3 separate regions of the Homo sapiens genome follow, and all the other regions are linked to region 1. Evidence: chromatin loops called from intact Hi-C (ENCODE). Cell type or tissue: PC-3. All regions are shown on one strand.

What was found. A loop is a pair of places that touch in the nucleus more often than their neighbours do. Peaks named below come from ENCODE experiments on the same cell type or tissue, not always from the same donor. Only the 100,000 strongest peaks of a DNase experiment are listed, where the experiment ranks them.
Region 2: a loop joins it to region 1, with 11 times the contacts of the local background. A loop is called at or near these places in 12 of 110 quality-filtered maps.
Region 3: a loop joins it to region 1, with 3 times the contacts of the local background. A loop is called at or near these places in 2 of 110 quality-filtered maps.

What each region holds. Positions count from the first base shown.
Region 1 is chr10:69,913,722-69,916,221 of GRCh38, reverse strand. The region is part of intron 17 of COL13A1 (collagen type XIII alpha 1 chain); the gene reads right to left. Among named protein-coding and RNA genes, the nearest start is that of LINC02636, 94 kb to the left of the region's middle. RefSeq lists a silencer at 1,313-1,402 and an enhancer at 1,463-1,512. In PC-3, CTCF peaks have their summits at 1,120 and 1,383 (motif pointing right); a DNase peak (open chromatin) is centred at 1,401.
Region 2 is chr10:69,860,525-69,863,024 of GRCh38, reverse strand. All of the region lies in intron 2 of COL13A1 (collagen type XIII alpha 1 chain), which reads right to left. Among named protein-coding and RNA genes, the nearest start is that of COL13A1, 60 kb to the right of the region's middle. RefSeq lists an enhancer at 1,769-2,474. In PC-3, CTCF peaks have their summits at 1,376 (motif pointing left) and 2,438 (motif pointing right); a DNase peak (open chromatin) is centred at 1,364; H3K27ac peaks cover 2,272 bases.
Region 3 is chr10:69,838,898-69,841,397 of GRCh38, reverse strand. The region is part of intron 2 of COL13A1 (collagen type XIII alpha 1 chain); the gene reads right to left. Among named protein-coding and RNA genes, the nearest start is that of COL13A1, 38 kb to the right of the region's middle. In PC-3, no CTCF peak of the experiment used is centred here; DNase peaks (open chromatin) are centred at 1,527 and 2,287; H3K4me3 peaks cover 698 bases; H3K27ac peaks cover 773 bases.

The DNA.
Region 1 (2,500 bases):
TGCAGTTCCCATAGGCTTAAAGGCAGAGGGGATCTGGTGTTCTCTGGCTTCCTTCTCAGCTGTCCACACTCTCCCTTTCCTGCCATCTTACAGGAGGTCCTCGTCCATCCTTCTCCTTACCAAGGCTAGAGGACTTCCACCCTCTTCCTCCGTGATGGGTCTTCCATGCAAGTGTCCAGTTAAGCTTCTTAACACACAGGCTGGATAGCGAGACCCCTGCCTTAAAACATCCTTGGCCTGCTGTTGACAGTAGGAAAAGGACCAGGTTCCTGAGCATGACGTTCTGACCCCTGCTTCCTTCCTAGCCTCATCACCTGATATCATGTCATGATATCACTAGTTTCTGTGTCCTGCTAGTTTCTGTGTCCCTGAAAACACTACCCATTTCCACGGTCTGTCTTTCTTCCATTTCAACTTAAAACCCTATTCATCATTTGGAGTCTTGGTTGATAGAGCACCCAGTTCTTGTCTGGTGCCCTGGGCTGAGCTGCCCTCGCACACTGACTCCTGCACCCCTATGGACCACAGACCTGAGGGCCTCTGAGTAGAGAGGGGCTCTGCCCTGTTTTCAGCCTGCAGAGGCTGTTTGATGGGAGTGGGGCCCTTTTATCTCTTCTATGAAGCTTTTTGCTATCCCCTATAACTCAGCGCTGCATCCTCAATGCGACAGGGACCACTTAGCGTTTGTAATCGGCACACACAAATTTATGTCTGCCTGAGATGGCTTCACTTTTATCCTCTTTGGGCCAAGTCTCTAAATTCTACAGAAGGCCTAGAATCTTTAGTTCCCAATGCCAGAGCCCTCTCTCAGCATGACCCCACCAGTGACCCCTGAACCATAGGTGGGATGGCAGAGCTAAATTCAGGAAGTTACCATGGCTGAAAATCTAGAGCCCAAGGCTTGCTCTAGACACTAACTTCCTTCTTGTGGGACTGAGAGAGAAGGGCACAGCCACTTACTGCAGCTGCCATGTGTCTGCACTGGACTGAAAAGCTTTACAACCTTCCTCTCTTCCATCTCCAACAATCCCTTCCAATGTGGGAGTGGACGTTATTCTTGCTTCACAAGTAAGCTAACTGCGGCTCACAGAGGACAGGTATGATTGCCAAGGTCATGCAGCCTAGGGCTTTGGATAGTCTGTTGTCTGTTATGCCAAGGTACTTATTTCTCTTGGCCAACCCAAGTATCAGATGGACTGATGTTCCGTCTGCTTCCACCAAACAGCCTTTGCAGGCTGAAAGCGGAGCAGAGCCCCTCTTTGCTTGGTGGGGGTCCTTAGGTCTGTGGCCCATCATAGGGGTGCAGGGGTCAGAGTGTGGGGGCCGCTCAGCGCAGGATGCCCAGAAAAGCTCACTGCCTGTGTGCACAGCCGCTCTGTGGCCAGCAGAGGGCGTGACAGTACCTCATCTGAAGTCTGGCTACTCCCGCCACAGCGGTCTCCAAGCCCTCTCAGTAGTACCAGCTGAGGGCTCCTGTCATTCTTTCCTTTGGAGGGTCCCCTGCTAGCATTCTGAATGACCAGACCAGTTTGACTCAGTACAGAGGCCCCCACAGTCCTCTGGTGTGGGTGCAGGTGGGAGGTCAGCTTGGGAGTCCTTGACTATTCAGAGGCCCCCGTCATCCCTCTCTTCTACTTTCTCTGTCTTTTCTCTTGCTTTCCCTCAATGCCTCTGCCCTCTTCTTCCCACCTCCATTTCGAGGAGCTGGGCTGGCAGTGCAGGTGACCACAGATAAGCCACTTTCTCCCACTGGTCCAGGGTTCTTGGTTGCAAAGTGCGGTTAGATCAGATACCTCCCATCCACTGGTGCTCCTGTCTCTTCCCACCCACCCCAGCCCTTTCTCTGCTCCCCTGCACAGCCCTTTGGAAGGAGAGAGGCCAAAGCTGGGGAGGTGCCATTTGGCTTGGTTGGCAGCTCCAGAAAAAGGCTCTGTGGGGTGGGGAGGGACTCTTAGCTTTGGTTAAAAATGCAGCTCTAGGAGGGGTCTCAGTGGGTCCCTGCTCTCCCTTCCTCCTGCCCAGAGGGGTGCTCCTGCAGGGAGGAGGTGGTGTCTGCTTCAAGCTTGTCTCTGGGCTTCTGTCTCCAATCCTGGAAGAAACTGTGCAGAGCAAAACCCCGGAGCGTGAGAGTCTCCAGGCTAATTGGGGTTGTCCTCAGCCCCTGTTGATGTGAGTGTGTAAAGACACAATCAGGTACTCAGGGGAAATCAGAGCCCCAGGAGCCTCCTCGGGAGGCAGCCCTCCTTGTTAGGGTGGCTGACCTTCGCCCCTTCCCTCCTCTCTGGGTCAATTCTCTTAATTTCGCAAGTGACCCGGGCTTCCTTGATCCCCATGGCAGGGCCTCCCTCCCTCCCACCCCCTTGCTTGGCAGGAAGCAGGGGCGCCCCCACTGGCCTCCCCCAGCTGACCTCGCTCTGCCGCTCACTCCACTCTCATTAGGCTCACTCCCTGGGGCTTGTCTCCAGGGACCTGCCCCTGCCTGACCTCTGAACTGGGGAAT
Region 2 (2,500 bases), 53 kb after region 1:
GCCTCACCGACCTGTGGTTTGCCAACTCTTGGGATCCCATTCTTCTACAGTTTGGCCTGTTCCACCTCCACCCAAGACCTCATTCGGACAAATAGTAATTTGTCTGTTATTCATCTACAGAGTATGTACTCTGTGCCTGACGCTATGCTAAGACCCTTATTTCACTCGGTCTGCCCAATGACCCAGTGAAGTATTGTTGGTTATTGTTCCCACTCTACAGATGAAAAACCTGAGGCCCAGAGAGTTTATGGTGCGTTCAAGGCTGCAGAACACATGCATCACTGGGCTGGTACTTGGCCCCAGGTCTGCCTGCCTCCCGGGACCATGGGCCCCCGAAGCTTGAAGGAGGCACATGGAGAAATAAAAGGAACAGCCTCTGCCTCAAAGAGCAGTGAAGAAGGGAAACATGAGTAACTTTAAAAACCATGAAAAGCAATTTGTGAAGGGACACTGGTGAGCTTTAAGGCAGTCCCTTCACTGGCCTGTGAAGGGACACCGGTGAGCTTTAAGGCAGCCTGTGTCTTCTGGGGTTAACTTCAAAGAGAACACTCAAGCCCTGTCACGTACAGCCCTATGGCCCAAACCCTGAGTTTCTAGGGAAGCCTGAGGCAGATTTCTGGGTAGACCAACTGAATTTATTTGATGTCCCGGGAGCATGGTTGACAAATCATGCTTTGTGACTGATAAAGCACTTCCTTATATCACAGTTCACCACAACCCAACTCCCATTTTATAGATGAGAAAACTGAGGCTCTGAGAAGGGTGCAACTTGCCTATTATTCATGGCTGGTAAATGATCCTGAATCCTGGTCTAGTGCTATTCACAGAACAGCCCACCATTAGCAAAGCTTTGAGAAGCTTTACATTTCTTAGGAAAAATGTCTGACTACTCAGAGCCAACTTGTGCAGTCTTGCAAGAGCCAACTGTGGGCATCTCTTCCTAACTTGGCGCCCAGTGACTTCACACTGGCAGCTGGAAATTGGCCATGGTGGGAGTATTCACACCACAGAAATTGGCAAAAGCTACAAAGCAGCCCCACCTTACCCCAAGAGCCACTTCTTAAGCGTTTGCCAGCACGCCACAGCTCACATCTGTCCTATGATGACATCTCTCGGCCACAAGACACCCCCAGACCTTTCCAGCCCAGGTTGATGGGGTATAACAGGTCCTGGGAGAAGTGGGCAGCAGTTTAAATCACACACACCTACAGTCTCTGTGCCTGCACTCATGGCTGACACTGATAATCAATCACAGCTCCTTAATGAGCCTAGACAAGGTTTCACAATTCTTTGCAACACAGCCACTATCAATCAGCAGAAATTGGCACATGATATGGAACCTATTAGTCATCCTGGAAACTAGAGCCACCTGGAGGTGAGACTCAGGGGAAGCAAGTAGACGAAGCAGGAGGACCCTTTTCTAACTAATCAGGCAGGACTGAGTCTAGCCTTGGGGAGTGGCAGAGACGGAGGTGGAGAGGCTGGGTGTCCTGGACTCCCCAGACACATCTCATACCAGGCATGGGGACTAGCATTGATTGCAGCTCTCTATCCCATCCCCATTCAGCTGTTAAGGTTGGCAGAGAGACTGGAATGTACGAGCAAGGAAGGGACAGGAGCCAGTAAGATCCCCTCCAGCTTAGTTCATGCCCTGGCCCCAGGAGGTCCCCAGAGGACTCCATACTACTAGCTATGCCACTGCCACCCCTGGAGCCACCTGACAGCAACCTGAGTGGCCACCTTCCTGTAAACTCCATGGAAGTGGACTTCACACCTGGCAGCCTGGCGGGGCACTTGGTCTGGCTCCAGGGGCTTCTTGACACTCTGCCCTTGGCTAACCCCTGCTTTCAATCTGGAGGTGCCCCCTTCACTTCCTTGCTCCTTGCATTGTTTGGCAAGTGCCTGAGGGCTGGTGGGACGGGGGAGGCTCAGATGCCCAGCAGCCGGGGTTACTCCTCTCTGTGGACGCAGGAGGGTGTGCCTAAGTAGCAGACTTTCTTGGTTACCTCCTCTGCGTCCATTCTCCCTTTCTCCTCCCAACAAAACCTTAAAGTTCCTCCAGCCTCCTCTCCTTCCCGATGCAGTCCTGTGTTTCCAGGGAAGCCGTTCGCCAGCCTAGCTAGCAATGGGTAAGGGTATATGCCTGGGGCCTGGAGCCCTCGTGGAGATGGCTCTGGTGAGACAGTTTGAGCAGGCAGAGGGACAGGAGATCCCCTTACCATCCCTGCAGCTCCCTTGATGCCAGAGTCCCACATCCCTTGGAATGGGGGATAGCAGCCTGGGGCTCAGGAAAATGGCCGCAGAAGGCCACAGGCAAGGAGGGCATGGGGGACCTGGCTGCAGGTTCTGCCCAGGGGGATGGAGGGTGATGCCCAGCCCCTGGCAAGAGGAACGACAACCCGACAGAAGATGGCGCCAGGCCACCCCCGTGCCCCTCCCCCACCCAGCTGTAATTCTGGGTGAATGAAAGGGAGAGAGGGAAATGGTGTCTCGACAGCTG
Region 3 (2,500 bases), 75 kb after region 1:
CAGAGGGGAGACAGATGTGAAACTAGTCCCTGATGATGCAGTGGGATAGGTTTATGCTTGGAGGCTGGGCTGGCTCTAAGGAAGCTTTCGGCAGTGGCAGGTGACCTGAAATTGGGGAGGTGGGGGCAGGGGTGGGAATCAGGGATGGCTATCTAGGAGTTTACAACTAAGGCCAAATCGGAAGGGTAAGGGAGAGTTAACAGGCAAAGGTGGAGATGAGGGGGTTCCTGGCAGAGGGAAGAGCAGGGGCAGAGGCCTGGTGATGAGAGCCCTGCTCCTAAGCCCCAGGCTGGCTGTGCTGCAGGGAGTCCAGGGAAGTGGGGCAGGGGGGCAGTGGGGAGGGATGGGGCCCGATGGGGTGTGCTGGACATGGTCGTGAAGGCACTGGCGCCACTGCAGGGTTTCAGGCGGAGGGGTGACAGAGGAGTGTCCTCCTGAGTGACAGAAAAGGACTAGATGGGGCAGAGCCTGGGGCCCCTTCCAGCTCTGGCGCCCGGGGTTCTGAGAGCCAGGGGGCAGGGGAACGCTGGGTTGGATTAGGATGGTTCCCGACTCTGTTGCCAGCAGAAGCCTCAAGAGACCAGTTTTCCTCCCTGACGTCAACTTAAAGGTCACACAGATCCCAGGTTTCCTCTCAGGGGCCTTTGAGGGCCCCTCATTTTGTTCTTTTACCCAGATCCCTCAGGAATCCCATGACATTCCCAGCCTGGACCACCTCTCAGGGTAATGAGTCCCCTGAGGTCCTAAGTTGCTGTGAGAAGCAGGACTTCCTTTAATTTGTCCTAAACTTACCTCACTCAAGTTTCAAAGGGGGCCCCATCATCCCAGTATTTCAGGATTTAGTGAGCAAGGAAATGCACTGTGAAGCTGCTGAGGTGGGGAGGGGAACTCAGGACATCTGACTCCAGAGGGCCCCCCTCAGCCAGGCAGACAGGCCACAGGCTCTGCCTCCTCCATCCAGCCCCTCTTGCTCCTAAGCTGGTGAAGTGGAAGGGGAACCAGCAATTCAACAAACTGCTCACTCTAGCAAGTGGACTCCACGCTGGGGGACACGCAACTTAAAGGACCCCGAGTCACCGAGTCACCGGGCTCCTTCGATGCCGCTGTCTGTCCCTCCAGCCCTGTCCCCATCTCTCCAGGAAACCTGCCCCTGACCCCCAGCACCTGGGCTAAGCATTCTGCAGCTCCAGCAGCTTCACAGCCCAGCCCAGTCAACAGCTCAAGTCAAGAAGCCTTCAGCTCTGCCTGGTTTCTCTCCATCTCTCACCCGACAGCCAGCCCATCAGCAAGGCCTGCTAGCGTCACCTCTAGCACATACCCAAAATCTGCACACTCTCCCCATTTCCTCTGTCACCACTGCCTCTCACCTGGACACCGCAATTGTCCAGGACACCTATTGGCTCCTCTCCACTCTGCCTTTGTAATCCATTCTCTGCCGGTGCCAAGAGGACTGGAAAATGTAGCCCAGAGCCGGTGGCTCCCCCTCCTAAAACCTTCCTGTGGCTTCCTGGCTCATTGAGGGTGAAATGTACAAATACCACAGGCCAGAGTCACACGAGGCGCCACAGGACTGGCCCGCGCCCTCCCTGAGCTCTCTCTCTGCTCTCTCCCTGTCACTCATTTCACCTGGCCACACTCTGACCTTTCTCTTCTTCAGACACACCAAGCTCATTCCGACCTCAGGGATTTTGCACCGGCTTTTGCTGCTAACCAGCATGCTCATTCCCCAACCTCTGATTTAATTCTTTAATCAATTTATCTCATGGACACTCTTCTAGTGCTTTATGCTGTGACAAGTTCAGGCACAGCACTTCTCATGCTCAGGATCATCTGTTAGCTCTGCGTGGTGGGCTCCCCTTGTCATTCAGATGTCACCTTCTCACAGATAACACTGCCCCCCACAATGCCCTATCGAAAATATCCCCTGGATCACATGGTCAGCCTTAAATATATACAGTTTTTAATTGTCAATTATACCTCAGTAAAGTGGGCCGTGGGGGGAATCCTTTAAAATTGTCTTAATTTATTTTCTTCATAACAATCAGTGGATATTTTCTTGTTAATTTCCTTATGTGCTTATTTTGTTGATTTCTCTCATTACACTGGAAGCAGGAAGAGGTCAAGACCTCTGTCAGGTTGGTCCTCATATCACTAGAGCTCGGTGCCACTGCACATGGCAAGCGCTTCACAAGTATTTGTTGAACGAACGAACGAACGAATGAATGAATGAATGGGTCACCTCTCCCCTGGAGGCTTCCAAGACCATCGCATTCTCCAAATACCATAGCTGACACATCCAGATTGCAGGATATAACTGGTGAAATATTTCCTGTGGACACTGTTCAGAGGCCCAATCAGGGGATGGGTTTCTAGAGACAGGGTCAGGTCTTGTCCATTATTGTGTAAATGCAAAAATAACAACTGGCACGTGTGTAGCAAATAGCAATCCACTTCGCACTTTCAATGGGGCTTCACACGCAGGAACTCACTGGCTTCGCCA